Regions from separate parts of the Homo sapiens genome. Here region 1 is linked to region 2. Evidence: chromatin loops called from intact Hi-C (ENCODE). Cell type or tissue: HCT116. All regions are shown on one strand. Links, peaks and the distances in the headings refer to the core of each region. The heading gives the core; the rest is flanking DNA. Region 1 has its middle 110 kb from the start of TMEM164. Region 2 overlaps RTL9 (retrotransposon Gag like 9).

Region 1 (9,621 bases), core at 4,752-7,251, 520 kb after region 2:
ACCCAAAATCTCCATAAGCTGATAAGCAACTTCAGCAAAGTCTCAGGATACAAAATCAATGTGCAAAAATCACAAGCATTTTTATACACCAATAACAGACAAACAGAGAGCCAAATCATGAGTGAACTCCCATTCACAATTGCTTCAAAGAGAATAAAATACCTAGGAATCCAACTTACAAGGGATGTGAAGGATCTCTTCAAGGAGAACTACAAACCACTGCTCAAGGAAATAAAAGAGGATACAAACAAATGGAAGAACATTCCATGCTCATGGGTAGGAAGAATCAATATCGTGAAAATGGCCATACTGCCCAAGGTAATTTATAGATTTAATGCCATCCCCATCAAGCTACCAATGACTTTCTTCACAGAATTGGAAAAAACTACTTTAAAGTTCATATGGAACCAAAAAAGAGCCCGCATTGCCAAGTCAATCCTAAGCCAAAGGAACAAAGCTGGAGGCATCACACTACCTGACTTCAAACTATACTACAAGGCTACAGTAACCAAAACAGCATGGTACTGGTACCAAAACAGAGATATAGACCAATGGAACAGAACGGAGCCCTCAGAAATAATGCCACATATCTACAACCATCTGATCTTTGACAAACCTGACAAAAACAAGAAATGGGGAAATGATTCCCTATTTAATAAATGGTGCTGGGAAAACTGGCTAGCCATATGTAGGAGAAAGCTGAAACTGGATCCCTTCCTTACACCTTATACAAAAATTAATTCAAGATGGATTAAAGACTTAAATGTTAGACCTAAAACCATAAAAACCCTAGAAGAAAACCTAGGCAATACCATTCAGGACATAGGCATGGGCAAGGACTTCATGTCTACAACACCAAAAGCAATGGCAACAAAAGCCAAAATTGACAAATGGGATCTAATTAAACTAAAGAGCTTCTGCACAGCAAAAGAAACTACCATCACAGTGAACAGGCAACCTACAGAATGGGAGAAAATTTTTACAATCTACCCATCTGACAAAGGGCTAATATCCAGAATCTACAAAGAACTCAAACAAATTTACAAGAAAAGAACAAACAACCCCATCAACAAGTGGGTGAAGGATATGAACAGACACTTCTCAAAAGAAGACATTTATACAGCCAAAAGGCACATGAAAAAATGCTCATCATCACTGGCCATCAGAGAAATGCAAATCAAAACCACATTGAGATACCATCTCATACCAGTTAGAATGGCGATCATTAAAAAGTCAGGAAACAACAGGTGCTGGAGAGGATGTGGAGAAATAGGAACACTTTTACACTGTTGGTGGGACTGTAAACTAGTTCAACCATTGTGGAAGTCAGTGTGGTGATTCCTCAGGGATCTAGAACTAGAAATACCATTTGACCCAGCCATCCCATTACTGGGTATATACCCAAAGGATTATAAAACATGCTGCTATAAAGACACATGCACACGTATGTTTATCGCGGCATTATTCACAATAGCAAAGACTTGGAACCAAGCCAAATGACCAACAATGATAGACTGGATCAAGAAAATGTGGCACATATACACCATGGAATATAAGCAGCCATAAAAAAATGATGAGTTCATGTCCTTTGTAGGGACATGGATGAAGCTGGAAACCATCATTCTCAGCAAACTATTGCAAGGACAAAAAACCAAATACCACATGTTCTCACTCACACGTGGGAATTGAACAATGAGAACACATGGACACAGGAAGGGGAACATCACACACCGAGGCCTGTTGTGGGGTGGGGGGAGGGGGGAGGGATAGCTTTAGGAGATATACCTAATGTTAAATGACGAGGATTAATGGGTGCAGCACACCAACATGGCACATGTATACATATGTAACTAACATGCACGTTGTGCACATGTACCCTAAAACTTAAAGTATAATAAAAAATAAATAAATAAATAAACATTAACAATTTTTATAAATGGGTCAAAAATGTGATTATTTTCTATTCAAATTAATAATGCAAACACTAATACAATGTTACTTCAAATAATTAAGAAATTTTATCCAGTCGTTAGCTAAGTAATGAGGTCAAGTCATCCCCAGTAACTTCCTGTGATACCAAAGGGAATGTATTTTATCTCTAATGAAGCACACCTGGGTCTGTCATGCACTAGCAATGTGAATGTGAGCCTTTGGCTTCTGGGGGATTTTATTTCCTCTGCTATAGAATTGAAGGACTTTGTTTAAGGTGTCTTACAAAGACTTCTTGCTTTGCAAAAACATGTTGGGTAGTAAGAAGTAAATTTTTAAAGACATTTGGACTTTTTTTCTATCTGTAGAATAGCATAATTCAGAACTATTCCACACTGTTGTTCTGGAAAAATTTTCCTCATGCAATGTAAATGTAATGACTGACTTAAAAAGTCTGAAAATGAAGCATCAAAGAATAAAAATGTGGTTTAAAATCTTTAAAAAAAAAGAAATAGTAAAAATAAATAAATAAATAAATAAGGAAAGAAAGCAGGAAAAATAAAACTAAAAACAAACAAGAAATCTTGAAAGTAGCCAGAGAAAAACAATGAATTACCTATGGGGAAACACCAATTCAAATTACAGCAGATTTCTCATCTGATACCATGGAGGCAAGAACGAAGTGACACAACTTGAAAGTATGGAGACAGGAGAATTGTCAACTGCAAATTCTATATCTGGCAAAAATATTCTTAAGGAATGAGAGTGAAATAAAGCATTCTTAAATGAAGGAAAAACTAAAAGAATTTGTCACTAGCAGAACTCTTAAATAATAGCTAGGAGAAGCTCTTTAAACAGAAAAAAACGATAAAAGAAGGAATCCTGGCACATCAGGAAAAAAGTATATAAAACAAATATACTAGTACACAGAAGACATTATCAGTTTCCTCATGAGTTTTATAAGTCATGTTTGATTGCTGAAACAAAAATTATAACACCCTGTGATACTGAGGACAATGATAATTAAGACCATGGAAGATGAAGAAACATAAATAGAAGTGAGGTTTTCACACTTCACTTGAAGTAGTAAAATGCGATATCATCTAACCCCAGTTAAAATACCTTTTATCCAAAAAGCAGGCAATAACAAATGCTGGTGAGGATGCAGAGAAAAGGCAACCCTCGTAAACTGTTGGTGGGAAGGTAAATTAGTACAATCACTATGGAGAGCAGTTTGGCGATTTCTCTAAAAAACTAAAAGCAGAGCCACTGTATGATCCAGCCATCCCACTGCTGGGTATATACCCAAAGGCAAGGAAATCAGTATATCCAAGAAATATTTGCACTCCCATGTTTGTTGCAGCCCTGCTCACAAAAGCTAAGATTTGGAAGCAACCTGCGTCCATCAACAGATGAATGGATAAAGAAAAAGTGGTACATATACTCAAGGGAGTACTATTCAGCCATAAAAAATGAGATCCTGTCATTTGCAACAACATGGATGGAAGTGGAGATCATTATGTTAAGTGAAATAGCCAGTCACAGAAAGACAAACCTCATGTTTTCACTTATTTGTGGGAGCTAAAAAAAAAATTGAACTCATGGAGATAGAGAGTAGAAGGATGGTTACCAGAGGCTGGGAAGGATAGTGGGGGGTCAGGGGAAGTTGGGGATGGTTAACGGGTACAAAAAATAGTTAGAAAGAATGAATCAGACCTAGTGTTTCAGGATGCATACCACGTTCTCCATGATGTGTTTATTTCACATTGCATGCCTGTATCAAAACATCTCATGTACCCCATAAATATATTCACCTACTATATACCCACAAGCACTAAAAATAAAAAGTTTTTAAAACTAAGTCAGGATTGATCACAGACATAAACATAAAATGAAAAACTATAAAACTTTTAGAAAAAAATAGGAGGAAATCTCTGGGATCTAGAGTTCAGCAGAGTTTTTAGAGTCAGCCCTAAAAGCAGGGTTTATAGAAGGAAAAATAGTTCATCGAAAATTTTAAAACTTTTGCTCTGTGAAAGTACATATGAAGAGAATGAAAAGGCAAGCTACAGACTGGGAAAAAACATGTACGAATCACGTATCTGAGAAAGTACTCATGTCTACAACACACAAAGGACTCTCAAAACTCAATATTTGATAAATCCAGTTAGAAAATGGGCAAGATATATACAGACATTTTGCGAAGAGAATATACACATGAAGAATAAACATGTGAAAAGCTATTCAACATTGTTAACCATTAGAGAAATGCAAATTACAGCTACAATGAGATAGTACTACATACATATCAGAATGTCCAAAATAAAAAATAGTGGCAACACCACTATTAGTGAAGGTGTAGAGAAACTGAGTCACTCATACATTGCTTGTGGGAATGTAAAATGGTATGGCTACTCTGGAAAACAGTCTAGCAGTTGCTTTAAAAATTAAACACGTAGCTGGGCGTGGTGGCTCACACCTGTAATCCCAGCACTTTGGGAGGCCGAGGTGTCGGGGTCACTTGAGCCCAGGAGTTTGAGACCAGCCTAGGCAACGTAGGAGGATCCCCATCTCTACAAAAAAAAAAAAAAAATTAGCCAGAAGCACACCTGTGGTCCAGCTACTTGGGTGGGCTGAGGTTGGAGGATCGCTTGAGGCCAGGAGATGAAGGCTGCAGGGAGCCATGCTCATGCCACTGCACTCAGCCTGGATGACAGAGTGAGCAAAGTGAGACCCTGTTTCGAAAAAAACAAAAAAAAGTTAAACACGTGCTTACAATGTGACTTAGCAACTGCAATCTTGGGGATTTATCCCAGGGAAATGAAAACTTATATTTATGTAAGACCTGTAAATAAATATCACAAATGCCCTTCAATGGGTGAATGATTAAACTGAAGCTCATCCATACTGTGGAATACAACTCAGCAATAAAAAAAACTACATGCAACAGCCTGGATGAATCTTTAGAAAATTATGCTGAGTGAAAATAAGCCAGTCCCAGAAGTTACATATTGTACAATTCTATCTATATCATGTCTGTGAAGTGACAAAATTATAGAAATGAAGAACAGATTAATGGTTGCCTAGGTTTAAGGAGGTGGGGGGAGATGAATATGATTATAAAAGGGCAATAGGAGGGATCCTCAAGGTGATGGCACTGTTCAGTACTTTGACTATGTACTATAAGACCTACTGTTTTAGGATGCATACCCCATTTTCCATGATATGCTTATTTAACATGTGGTGGTATCCATCACATGAACTTACATGGATGATCAAATTATATAGAACTAAATACACATACACACATATGAGGATAAATATTAATAAAACCAGGGAAATCTGAATAATATAGGTGGATTGTATCAACATCACTATTCTTACTATGATATTACAGTTTTCCAAAATGTTACCATTGGGGAAAACTGGGCAAAATGTATGAGAGATCTTGCTCTTGTTTTTTTTAGCTGCATGTGAATCTGCAATTATCTCAATAAAAATGTCAATTAAAACAAATGGCCAGTGTTGCTGAGCTTAGTGGATGAGCAGGAGAGTGGTGAGCGACAGGTAGATGAGCTAAGCAGAAGACAGATTATCCACAGCCTAGTAACCCACGGAAAGACTTTGGATTTTATCCTAAACCCATTGGGAAGCCATTGGCGGGGAGTCACATGAATTTACATATATTTTAATAAATAATTCTGGTTGCTGTGTGGAGGGGCCAGAGTGGCAGCAGGGAGACCATTGTAGCAGGCCAATGTTTTTCCCTGTATTGCTACCATTGTAGCAAGAAATTTCTGCTAGCTTGGATCAGAAATGAGTGAAGATGGAGAGATGTGGATGGATTCAGGATATATTTTGGGGGTGGAGCTAACAGAAGTTCATAGCTGGATGGATGACTATGAAGTTCCCAGTCCGGGAATTTTCTGGAATGGGGCCACTTCTACACAAACACCCTGAGCTATTCTTATAGGACAAGTGAATTTTCAGAAATGGAATATACATTTGAGTACATGCCGACGGCCTGGCCTATCACATGGGATTGGTATCAGCCTTTCTGGTAGCTTTAGACATTAGAAATCTCAAGCTATGTGGAAATTTTTAAAATAGAATTACCAAAAAAAAAAATGGCTCCTCTTGGCAGACAGATTAGAAAAAAGAGGTCAACCTCCAGATGGATGCAGTCCTGTGCAGGGCACAAGGCTTGGTGAGAAGAGCATGAGCTTAATTTCATTCCCACATCCCTTTAGCCAGGCGCCATTGTGTGGAGCACAAAAAAAGCCCTGCAGCCCTGCTGCCCATACCTAGAAGCTTGAGTCCTGCCTGCTGTTATTGCTGCCTGTGGACACTAGGGGGCAGGGCAACTATGTAAATTAGGCCTTCCCTTGCGTTCTTGGGAGGGTCTGATGTGGTGGCCCACGGACGTGGGCTGGACTTCACCTTCAGGTAAAATCCGTTAGCTCCCAGAAGTTCCCAGGCTTAGCTGGTCTGGGAAATTAATTGCTCATTAATCTCTTTGAGACAGAAGAATTGGGCTGCCAACTCATTTGACTGGTAAAACTAACCCAGTTTCCTACAAGTTTGTTTATATCTTGCCAAGTGGAGCTATGGAATGTTTCTTAAAGCAGTTTAGAAATCTGAAAAAATCCAGTATAGTCCACATCACTCCAGTATAATTCCAACATATTCTGGCTTGCAAAAGGGATCCCACCGTATTGCCAGTCAGCCAGCTAGGGAAGAGTGTGATTTATGCAGTGTTTCCTTAGAACCCAATGTTTCCAGTTATAATTGTATCTGAGCAATCTGAGTCTAGTGGCCTCCCTTGTTAATCTCTTAGGTGGCAGCACCAATGGGGTTGAGAAGACAGGTCCGGATGATTGTGAGAATAGTTCCACAGCCTCCTTGCCTGTCACTGAGTGCACAGGGCACAGAGTACAAGCATTGCTTCCTAGTGGCTACTAGGTGGCCTCTAGCATCCCCAGCCTCGGGGACCATGTCAGCTCTGTCCAAGAGGATGGGCAGATTGTGTGAAGGTGTCAGGAGACTAGCAGAATGACATTTGGGAAAGATTTCTGAGTGCCAGATGGAAGGACATGGCTACAATAGGGCATGGCAGCAGAAGGAGACAGAGGGGAGCGTAGAGAGCCAGTGTGCTGTGTCAACCGGGGCTCAGAGAACCAAGGTGAATGGAATTAAGACAACTGAAGTGAAGCAGAAGGAGGCAAATCCAGAACAGAGGGACCCAATGCCCCCGTGGGGTTGTGTCATGTTGGTATTTCTCTGGAAAGACTGTGTCTAGTTAGTGCATGGGGCCAGGATGAGGAAAATAACAGTAAAGCATTCTGTACTTTTCTAGGCTGTCTCAGTCCTATGTAAAGGTGGTGGGGGATTTGCCCTGAAAGGTGTTCTGCAAGCCCCCCTCTCAGGATAACTATATTTGCGTGGTCAGCCTGGTACCCTGAATTATTATTGTTATTTTTAATTACAAACATGTGCTTTGAATCATTAACACAAGAGAGGTCTTGTGGAAGCCAAGACTGGCTGTGCAGCCGCGGATGAAGCCTGCTTTGCAGCAGAGGGCAGCATCCACTGGTTATAGTTCATTCCTGACCTGAACAAGCCTAGTGAAAACTTTAGGGAGATTGAACAGGGGAGGAGGATGTGGTCTGGAAAATGGGAAGGGGGTGGATTTCCTCATGTTTCATCTTCTCTTGCAATGTCATGGTGTATCTGGGGACTCGGTTGTTACTGAGCACTTCTCTCCATTGAGTACAGTAAAAAGTCATAGAGGAACCAAAGAAGCTGACAAGGACTTTGAGGGATTTTTGTTGTTGTTGTTTAATCCCCAAGGAACCTTGGATAAAAGAATGATTACTTTTGCAGGAAAAGTAGCTACTAGGATTGTTTGTGGTGTGGATTTCTTTTTTGTGACATGTAAAAACACTGGTTTTAATCTAGTTTTAACACCCTGAAAATGGTTTATCTCAATATGTGCTCATCTTCCTTCCCCTTTCCAAGGGGGCCCTCCTCAAGTTCCCCTATCAGTAGCTGTCTCACTTCCTCTTAAAAGTCCCCACCCAGTAGCTGCCACATTTCACTTTGGGAAGAGGAGTAACTAAGAATGGGTAAGCTGGCTCAGAGCTTCCTTGCCCTCCTTGTCAGGGGCTCAAATTGATCTGGATCCCCTCTCCCCAAGGTTATCCAGTAACATTACAGGGACCTGAGTGTCTGCAACTGAAGTGAACTCTTGGAGAAAGGCTTGTGTATGACTTGTACCCCTTTTGGCCCAAGAAAACTCAGACAAGTCTTAGCCACTTACTCATTGTAAGAAGCAGATACGGTGTTTGAACAGAGGTCTTTTGATTGCAAATTTAGCCCTCGCTTTATGACATTGGGAGGGTCTTCTGAATAATAGAAACTTGATTAATGCCCATTGAGAGGTCATGTATATGACACAGTGGTTAAAATCCCAGTGTCTGACAACTGATGTGTGTATGTGTGTGTGTGTGTGTGTGTGTGTGTGTGTGTGTGTGTTAAAGTATACATAACATAAAATGTACCATTCTAATCATTTCTGAGTATATAATTCAGTGGCATTAAGTCTATTCACAGTGCTGTACAATCACTACTATCTATTTCCAGAACATTGTCATCATCTCAAACAGAAACTCTGCACTGACAACTAGTTTTCAATTCAGGTTCTGCCACTTAGTAGCTGTGTAAACTTGTACAGAGTCCTTAATTTCTCAGGGCCTCAACTTCCTCATTTATAAGAAGAAGATAGTAATAGTACCTGCTTCATATGATTGATTGTGTGTATATAGTAATATTTATTCATATTAATGACTAATATCAATTGATTTGTTAATTGATGAATATTTATTCCGTATTTACTGAGTTTTTACTCTGTGTCAAGCACTATGCTTTAACTAGTGAGTGACAGGGTGAAGACTTAAACTCAGATTGGCTTGACCTTAGGGCTTGCATCTGTACTGCTTTTACTGTGAGGATTCAGTGAGATAAGGATGCTCAGTGCCTGCCACACAGCATTCCCTCAACCAATGCTAGCTAGTTATTTTAGTTATTTCTTTTTTTTAGAGATGCAGGTCTTCCCTCTGTTACCCAGGCTGACCTAGAACCCCTGGCCTCAAGTGATTCTCCCACCTCAGCCTCCCGAGCAACTGGGACTACAGGTGCAAGCCACTACTACACCCAGCTTAAATGCTATTTTATGGTTATCATTACTGCTGTCAAATTGAGTTTGAAACTCGTGCCTTAACTTCTCTGGTGACAGTAAGTTGCTCTCTCCTCCTGCACAGGGAATGTCACAAATAGCAATAAATTTTCCCTCCGTTTACGTAGGAAAAAGAGGTAGGCAGCCTCTCTGATGGATGTCTGACTAACCACATCTATTTGCCACCCAAGAACTGCCACCCTGGTCGGGTGTGGTGGCTCATGTTTGTAATCCCAGAACTTTGGGAAGCCAAGGCGGGCGGATCACTTGAGGTGAGGAGTTCGAGACCAGCCTGGTCAGTATGGTGAAACCCCATCTCTGCTAAAAATACAAAAAAATTAGCTGGGTGTGGTGGCGCATGCCTGTAGTCCCAGCTACCTGGGAGGCTGAGGAAGGAGAATGGTTTGAACCCGGGAGGTGAAGGTTGCAGTGAGCCGAGATCGTGCCACTGCACTCCA
Region 2 (9,621 bases), core at 3,251-5,750:
TCCTTCCAGTCTTTTCCTGTATGTGTAACATATAATACCCTTAACAAAAATCAGATCCTACTATACTTACTCTTCTGCAACTTGCTTTTATCACAATACTATATTGGAGATATCATTGCACATCAGTATTTAAAGATCTAGCTTGTCTTTATTTGTGGCTACATCGTCATTGTCATCATTATACTAGTAGTTGGAATAGTAATGTGTAGCAATTATTAAATGCTCTGTGCCAGGTCCTATCTGAATATTTCATATGAATTATCTCATTTACTCTTCACAACTTCATGAATTGTTACTTTTCCCATTTTACAGATGAGAAACGGCACAGAGAGGTTAGAAACTTGGTCGAAGTCACACAGCTCATAAAAGCTAGAGGAGGAAGTCAAACCTAGGCAGTCTAACCAAGGCTCAAACTCTTAATCATTAGCATAGTAATGCTTAGTATGTCATTATTGGGATGTATTATAAATGATTTAACCAGTCCTTCACCGAGGTCATTTAGTTTTTTCAATTTGCTCCTATTTACAAATAATGTTTAAATGAACATCCTTATACATGGAGCATTTTGCAAAGGTAAACTCCTAAGACAGGAATTGCTGACTCAAATAACATTTCCAGTTGCCCTCCAGATGTGCATCAAGAGTGAATGAGTGTGCTGTTTCACCAGATTCTCACAAACCCTGGGTTTTAGTGACCTTTTAAATTTTTGCCAATTTGAGAGGTAAAAGCTGACATCTGAATCATCTCAATATTGTTTTAATTTGCATTTCTTAATTATTACTGATTGGTGTTCCTTTTAATAGGGCATAGGCCCTTTGCCTTTCCTCTGTGAATTGCCTGTTCATTATTCTTTGAGCATTTTTCTAGTGAATTGTTCATTATCTTCTCATTGGTCTACAGAAGCTCGTTTATTCCTTCCTTCAACAAGTATTTATTGAGTACCTACTGTATGCCAGGCACCAGTCTAGCACTAGAAATATAATAGTGAGTAAGCAAAACCTGAGCTTTCATGAAGCTAACATGTAAGCAGAGGAAATAATAGAAAAACAAGTAGCTAAATCATGTCATTGTAAATCATGGTAAGTGCTGTAAAGAAAATAATGCACTTCTTACACTGGAGCTGGTGGAGTATTCTGAATAATAAACCATTGTCTTCCTTCTATGTTGTGACTTTATCCTGGTTTATATGTTGCCTTTCCACTTTGCATGAGATATCTTTCACCATACTCAGGTTGTTAAATTTTTGCATAGTCAAATCTATCATTCTTTTTCTTCATAGATTCTACAGTTTCTCGTTGCTTTGCAAAGACTCCCTACCTCAATATTCTCTTATGCCTTCTTCTAATCTTTTAATGGTTTCTCTTTTTAACATCTAAATCTGACCTAATTGGATTATATTTTGGAATAAGGAGTGAGATAAAGATTCAGCTTTATATTTTGGTGGCAGGCCGGTTGTCACAGTAAATGGCACCATGTATTAAATGGTGCATCCTTTTCCCCAGAAATGGTGAGGCTGAAGCCCAGAGAAGGGACGACTCTTGCCCAGGGTCATGTAGCAAATTAGTGGTGACCAAACTCTTCCCAGATCTTGAGGCTACTGACTTCCATGCCAGTGATACAAAACTGAACTCATCACAGCTCCATTCTCTGGTGCACTTGAACAGTCTTCCCTGACCCACGCCAAGGTTCACTGTCGGAGGCCACAGTATTTTTCCTTTCCAATAGGCCCCCTGACTTCTCTTGCTCAGAGATACAAGTGCAGTGACCCATGGCAGCTCTGCTGCTTATAAATAGGAAGACACTTGCTGATCGCTGCTGAAATACCTCACATTAAGGCAGCTTTGGACACAGAAGACTGGAGGCAGAGAGCAGATAGATTTGCCATTTAGGAACCAAAATAGGAAGTGCCTAATTTTAAATAAAGAGATTTGGCATTGTTTTCATCCAGTTGCTGATGGAGCAGCTGCCATCGTGGAGCTTTTCAAGGAGGCTGCCTTGAATTGCGCCAAAATGATAAGCTTGTGGCTTGGAGGCTGCTGGGACTTGTCCCAAGGCCCCAGCTACGACATATCTAGGATCCAAAAGGTTATCTTGAAACGACAGGTGACTACATCACCACCAACGCAGCTTGACCTGACATCCCATTTCACTTAATGTTTCCCTTCTCCCTCCATGCTTCCCAAAGCTGTGGACATTTTGTCTGTGGAAAGCTGCTACCCCCAGGAGACAAGCATCTGGGAGAGCATCTCCACAGAAAAAGAAAAGTAAAGTGGGAGTTGAAGTCATTCAGGCTACTTGAGACAACAATTTTTAAAAGCTCCTATTTTCCCTCAGTTACCAGGAGATTTTCGGTCAAAGTGTTCAAAGAAAATAGGTGGATAATTACCTCCATTATTTCACTTGGCTTTCTATGGATAGACATCGTCAAAGATATTGGCGAGTTCCTCTTGTCCTACTAATCTTGATGGGTATTTTGTTGATTCACTTCCAAACTCTGAAGTAAATGTACTGCTTATTATAACGAAAAACAACCTTTAAGATGCCCTCTGTCCTCTACCTCTAGGCAGAGTGAGCAGCAGCTTGTACAGTGAAATTTAAGGTCCTTCTTCCCACACTAATAATGTCAGATCGTCCCACCACCAATACAGGGGAGGAAAAACCCTGAGTTCCATTTCCAACTCTGCCATGACTTGCTCTGTGACCCGAGGCGAGTCATCATCCCTGTCGGTGACTCAGCTGGCTACCCATAAAACGAGAAAGTCAGTCTGAGTGGTTTCCCTAACTGGGTTCCTCATCAAAATCACCAGTGATACTGTTAATAATATGCAGATAATTCAAGTCCTCATCTCGGACTTACTGAATCAGACTCTGAGGATTAGGAGCCACACTGCATCTGTATTTCAACAGCATTCCTGGTAATTCCATTGTACAGCCAGGTTTGGGATCTAGTGAACCAGATGACCTCAGGGTCCCTTCTGCTCCTGACAACAGGTGGTTCAATACCTCCCTCTGTACTTATGTACCATATCTCTAAGTGAGGTGCTGCCCCCTGCCCTTCTTGCTAAGTGGGAGCCCATTCTCTTATCAGGAGCCCTGAAGGCTTTAGCCATTCCTTTGTCAGATATTTAGCAGTTACCTTTGAGGACAGGACCCAGAAGGAAGGAGTACACGTATTATTGATGGGATCAGGGGAGTGAAAAAAAAAAAACAGCAGCAGCAACAACAGAAAAATGGGGGAGCTGGATCTGCCTGAAGGCCAAGACAGCCTGAGATCCTAATGGGGGCATGGAGGGCATTGACAGATTATACGTACAATACTCGAGCCTCATTTTCCCTGGTATCCTCTCTGTCTTGGCCAGACAAAACAATGCAAAGAGGTACAGCTAAGCTGGAAAACAGCCCTCTTTTTAGGTAGTGAGGTCTTTGGGCCCCTACGATTGATACCAGCAAGTGAGAATGTAAACACAACTCTCTTCACCACTGGGACCATCTGACGTCAGTCCCTTGGCTCCAGCATGTCTCAAGATAAGAGGACTGTAGGAAGCCCTGGGCCTTGACATTAGGACGCTCTAGCTTTGAGGCAAACTCTGAACTATGGTTTCTCTTCTGATAACTGGGATCCTGCCTTCTTTTGGTGATCAAAAGTCCCCGTCTCAAAAAAAAAAGTCCCCATCTCCTGCCAGTTTTATATACCCCGACTATGCTGACCTACATGCCTGACTCCAGCTGTGTGCTTGCATCCACATTCATTATTCATTATTTATAAGCACCTCAGTTAATTAGGCCAAACGGAAGCAAAACACATGGTCCTGGCCCTCACGAAGCCATCAGGCTAGCACAGTGGTGTTCAACCTTATCAGACTTAACATCCTCTCTTTTATAATAAATCTGCTTTTGCTTCACCCCTTTACTATCCTGAAATTAAATTTCTAGGTACTATAACCTACCTACACGCATAAGTTCAAAAAGATAGCTATATGTCCTGCCACATAAAGAGAAAATAAAGCAATACATAATAAAACACTATGTATTTAACTCTGTAAATGCTCACACAGGACTACATTGAATGATTAAATGAAGTAGTCAGAAGCTTGTGCCTTTATATAGAATCCCCATGAATGCAACAGTTATGGACACAAACTGATATGTTATATTGATTAATTCCAAAAGCAACATCACAATTGTTGACATGATTTCCTGAAATGGTGAATGAGTCTGTGTGATCCTCTGTAACCATGTAATCTTCCATATCTTTACAGAATAGTTGATTAAAACTGTGGGGTCGGGGCAGGGGAAGCAAAACCCTTTATGCTTAGGTATAAAACATTTATAGTAAAAGTTTAGATAATTAGAAAAGCAGTTTTCAGCTCCATGGAAGTCCAGCAGAACATTCAAAAATTATTCGGGATGCTAGACTATTTTTCATTTTGCAAGTCTGTCGTGGGCGTTGGAGAACATCTAGCATCCCCATTTCCAGTCCTCTGAATACCCTCTTGCATTTTCCAAAAGTCCCCTAGGGGGCAGTATTGTCTCAGTTGAGAGCCACCAGTCTAGTCATTCAGTTTCTGTGGAACTGGGATTTTGTCTGGTTCTTCCCAGGCTCCCAACTCCTTCACCCTTGCCTCCAAGGACTAGAGTCCCATCCTTGCTACTAGCACCTGGCAGGACTCCTAAGCCTCACCTGCTCCTGCTCAGTTCAGCTAGGCTGGGCAGGACTTCTGCTTTCACCAAAGCCAAGTGCTTCTCTAAATTGATACCTGTTGTTGCCACTCTCTTTGGGTGCCCCACTAAACTCAGCTGCAGTTGAGTTTCCTGCTCCATCCCAACAGGGTGCATTTTGCGGCATATGCCAGCTCTTCCACTCTGAACTTCCAATCTCCAGCCCCCTGACACTATGATCACCCACAGACCCAGGCCGTTGATAGTCAGTAGAACAGGTCCAACTACAGCAAGGTTTGAACTTGTGCCTCACCAGAACCCTGTGGCCTTTTGCCTTCAGCTAGATCCCCTTCTGATATTGAAACAGGAAAGAATTATCTTCTGCAAATAGAAAGAAAATGAGAGTCAGACCTTCTGTTAGGGCCCTCTTCTACCAGCCTTTAAATAGTTTTCTTGTCAGCCTCACACAGATAGCCCCAAACCATTTGAGAAGCCAGCACAGCTCCCTGCAAAGCACTGTAGCAAAAGGACTATGTACTCTGGAATCAGATGGACCTGAGTTCAAGTCCAGGGTCTATCTCATACTGCTTAAAGACAAAGAAATTCACTTAGACTCTCTGAGCTGCAGTTTGCTCACCTGGAAAAATGGCAACAATAATGAATGTCTGGAAAATGCTTAGCACAGTACCTGCCACATAGTAATCTGCTAGTAAATGGTTGTTATTTGTATTATTCTAGCAATCACATGGTATGTGCTGAAAAGTGGCTTCTGCTGACCTTACCTGTCCTATCCTATATATTTGCACTGTATCTTCTAGACCAAGGCAGAGTTTCCTGTGAGGCTCACTAGGATGAATCTGCATCCTGGGTTGAAGTTCCAACAGTGAGAAATACCAAGCTGGTAAAATCTCAAGGACTCTCTTCACCCAGCCATTGAGAATGTATTTTTATTTTTTCTATTCTGTCTCATTCCACAAAGAAAATCTTTTATGTAGCATTGAGCAAACCAGGATGGGGAAGCAGAATTAACTAGAAACTATACTTAAACAGGTTCCCACTTTCCTATAAAATTCAAGAATTGTCTGCAAAGGTGACTGGTGAAGTTGGCGGCATTGTTAATCACCTAAAGCAGCGTTTGCGCAATACCAGAGCTTTCCGAGGAAAAGGAGAAAACACAATCAATCATCCAGGTGCCAAAGAAGGCATTCAGCTCCTGTGCAGAGATGATATTAAAAAGTTACCTCAGTGCAAGCAACTAGATTAAGACAACAGACATCTTGAAGGTTCTAACCTGTTTGCTTAGCATTAAGAAATGGTGTTGAACAACCCAAAAACTATTGCATGAAACATCCACACATTCATCAATCAGTCAATATTTATGGAGCACACACTACATGCCAGGCACTATGAGAACTATAGAAAGCAGAGGAGCATAAGACTTTCCAGAACCAAAAAGAGGAATGCTTTTACACTGTTGGTGGGTGTGTAAATTAGTTCAAATATCGTGGAAGACACTGGAGATTCTTCAAGGATCTAGAACTAGAAATACCATTTGACCCAGCGATCCCATTACTGGGCATATACACAAAGGATTACAAATCATGCTGCTATAAAGACACATGCCCACCTATGTTTATTGCGGCACTATTCACAATAGCAAAGACTTGGAACCAACCCAAATGTCCATCAATGATAGACTGGATAAAGAAAATGTGGCACACATACACCATGGAATATTATGCAGCCATAAAAAAGAATGAGTTCACGTCCTTTGCAGGGACATGGATGAAGCTGGAAACCATCATTCTCAGCAAACTATCGCAAGATCAGAAAACCAAACACCGCATGTCCTCACTCATAAGTGGGAGTTGAACAATGAGAACACATGGAAGCAGAGAGGGGAACATCACACACCGGGGCCTGTGGGGCGTGGGGGGCTAGGGGAGGGATAGCATTAGGAGAAATACCTAATGTAGGTGACGGGTAGATGGGTGCAGCAAACCACCATGGCACTTGTATACCTAAGTAACCAAACTGCAAGTTCTGCACATGTAACACAGAACTTGAAGAAAAAAAAAAAACCACTTTCCAGAACCTTCCTTGAAGAACTTACTATCCAATTTGGGGAGTCGGGGGTGGAGGTGGAGAGAAAAGAACAAATCTCTAAACAAAGCAATAGAAAGCCCTTCAGCTAGGGTTTTCAGAGTAGGCTAACATCCTTTTCATTGCTGTAATTACAGTCTCATAAAATTAAGCAGACCAGATGTTCTGTGATTTGGTAAAAGAGAAAATATAGTCAAGCTTATTAAAGAGACTGTTTGACTTTACAAGGACTTGCACACCATGGTTCAGAACCAGGTGTTGGTGTCAGGTGGATCTGCGTTTAAGTTCTGGCTCCTCCACTTACTAGCTGGGTGACCTTGCCCAGGTTGTCTAACTTCTTTGGGCCCGTTTCCTCCTATGGAAATTGAGGGTAATAGCAATACCTTTTTGGAAGGATCATAGTGAAGATTAATAGAGATACCTTATATAAAACACTTAGCATAGAGCCTACCACACAGTTAATGTTCCCTTAAAAAGCAGCTTATTATAATTATTAAAAGAGAGAGAATGACTATTGCTAGCATTTGCCAAGGACATCTGGAAACTCTGAAAGAAAATTTCAGCCTCTTCTATTAGCAGTGGGGACAGGTTTCCCTCCCTTCTGGAGCACTAACATTCTTGGAGAAACAGCCAGCTGGATATGGTAAGATGGTGAGGTAAACAAAGTGTTTCTCCAAAAGTTCCATACCTTCTCCTCCCAGGTTAATTTGGCTTTTACGCTGCTACCCATTTGCTCAGAAGGGGCTCCTTTCAGCCATTGAGGCCCTCTCTGGGAGCTCTTGGTTATCCAATTTTAATGTTCCCCTCTTTACAAGCTCCCTTTGCAATTTGGCATTCTACATCTTCTTCCCTGAGGGATAACAACACAAGAAAGGATAGAAAAATTGCAACGTGACCTTTTTAAAAAGAATGACCTGTATGCAAAATCCCAACAGCACCTCTTAGAAAATACATTTACACAAAACCCCATGAAAGGCTCTGACTCATGCTTGGGGGGGGGGGGGACACAACAAGCACACCTGAATATATTTTTCGAATTTAACTGACAAAAGCGTATCTCTGAATCTCCATCACAGTATGTATAGTTTCCACCCCAAAAGTAAACACTTTAGGCTATTAGGAGAAATGACAATGGCCGTTTCAACAGAATGCGGATGACAGAATTTGCTTCCGAAAATGCTACTATGTGTATTTTCTTGTTTCCTGGTTATTAATATAACACATTTTGCCTCTGAGTGAAATGTTTTTACTTATGCCAAGAAAAATCGTGAGTTACAGGAAGTCTAACAGGCTTAATTAGTGAGTTTAACTTAATCCGGTGATTTTCAGCAACCCTGACAGAGTCAGGTTCACTCCCTGAATTTAATGGGAAGTGGTCAGAAATGGCCTTTAGCAACCTTATGAGAGAAAAGGCACATGATGCGCACAAACAAGGCCGGTTCTCCCAAGGTAAAAATAATAGGCTGAGGTACCGTAATTATCAACAGTGGTTTTTGTATACAGGTGCCTACTGCATGTGTTACCTGTTGCTTTCAGCTTTCGTAATTACAGTTTCTTATGATCAGACAGTGCTATTTTCCCTTCCTATTACCAACCAGCATGCTCAGGTGAAAGTTGTTCATGCCCCTGGAGTTTGTCCTGCGAGTGTATTTTTAAAGGCAAAGCTTCTTAGCCCAGCCAAATGAAACTGATCGGAAAAGCACCATAGAAACCAGAGGCCTATTATGTGTAATAGCTGGGCTCTTTGCAGCCCTATCCTAAGCACTAGGCCACAATTTCGGAAGGAAAGAACCTGTAAAGACTTCAGAAGACAGCAATGAAGACGATTAAGGGATTGGAAAAGAGGATCTAGGGGAAAAGGTTAAAGGTATTAGGATTATAAGGACGATTTAGCCTCAAGAGGAAAAAAAATGAAGGAGCCTGACCAACTGTTCTTCCTCGCTATTGATGGCACAGAATAAACGAATGGTAGCATGACGTACTTTAGTTTAGATGTAAGAAAGAACATGACAACAAGTCTCCGGAATCACTAAAGACTGTTCGTTCTTCATTCCTAAAACATTAGTCGAGCTTCCACCCCATGCTGGACTGTGTGCTGAGCACTGGAGAAGAAGTTCACAGGCTAATGAGGGAGACATGCCAAACAGATCATTATAAGACAGTGGGAGGCTTAGTATAATTGAAGGAATTCAGAATGCTTTGGACTTTTAAAAGGCGATTGGGTGTATACAGCACATATATATCACCTCCAGTGGGGTCTGAGGCAGTACCCAGTAATCAAGTACATTGATATTTCTGGAGCAAAAACACATGAATATTCACACAGGGTGTGAAAAATAAAGACTATAAATAACCTCATGTCAGTTCAAGTTGCGCTGCCAAATGAGTTTGTCATAAACGTACAAAGGCTCTCAGTTTCCAGAGCTTTTGGGGTTTTGGAATGATAGCTATGAGGCTATGAGTCTGGGTAAGGGGAGTCTGGCCAAGCACCAAGACCTGGGAATGACAGGGAGCTTCAGAATGTGGGCAGAGCCTGTGTCTCTAATGTGCCCCAATTCTGCTGCCCTGGTATCATGGACGTGTTTGGAGAAGGATCCGGGCATGTGCATGTGTGTGCGCGCATGCGTGTGTGTGTGTCTGTCTGTCTGTCTGTGTGTGTCTGTGTATACAGCAGGAGGAAGCTCCTTGCTGCTCCTCAGGTCAAGTCCACTTTCAGTGGCTCCTAGCAACATACTTTGAAGGAATGAGGTCTTTATTAACCAAATAATCAGTAAATGGGTTTTGTTATTGTTTTCAAATTATTTAGCTCCATAGTACCTATGAATATGCCCACAAATTTTGTAGAATAAGCATCCTCTG

The links. A loop is a pair of places that touch in the nucleus more often than their neighbours do. Peaks named below come from ENCODE experiments on the same cell type or tissue, not always from the same donor. Only the 100,000 strongest peaks of a DNase experiment are listed, where the experiment ranks them.
Region 1: a loop joins it to region 2, with 5 times the contacts of the local background. A loop is called at or near these places in 7 of 110 quality-filtered maps.

Annotation. Positions count from the first base shown.
Region 1 is chrX:109,887,751-109,897,371 of GRCh38, reverse strand. No RefSeq gene overlaps it. Among named protein-coding and RNA genes, the nearest start is that of TMEM164, 110 kb to the left of the region's middle. RefSeq lists a silencer at 6,285-6,354 and an enhancer at 6,138-6,432. In HCT116, for the core only: a CTCF peak has its summit at 6,288 (motif pointing right); a DNase peak (open chromatin) is centred at 6,281.
Region 2 is chrX:110,403,234-110,412,854 of GRCh38, reverse strand. The region is part of intron 1 of RTL9 (retrotransposon Gag like 9); the gene reads right to left. It also overlaps a transcript of AMMECR1 not described here. Among named protein-coding and RNA genes, the nearest start is that of RTL9, 49 kb to the right of the region's middle. RefSeq lists an enhancer at 4,778-4,827. In HCT116, for the core only: a CTCF peak has its summit at 4,524 (motif pointing right); a DNase peak (open chromatin) is centred at 4,544.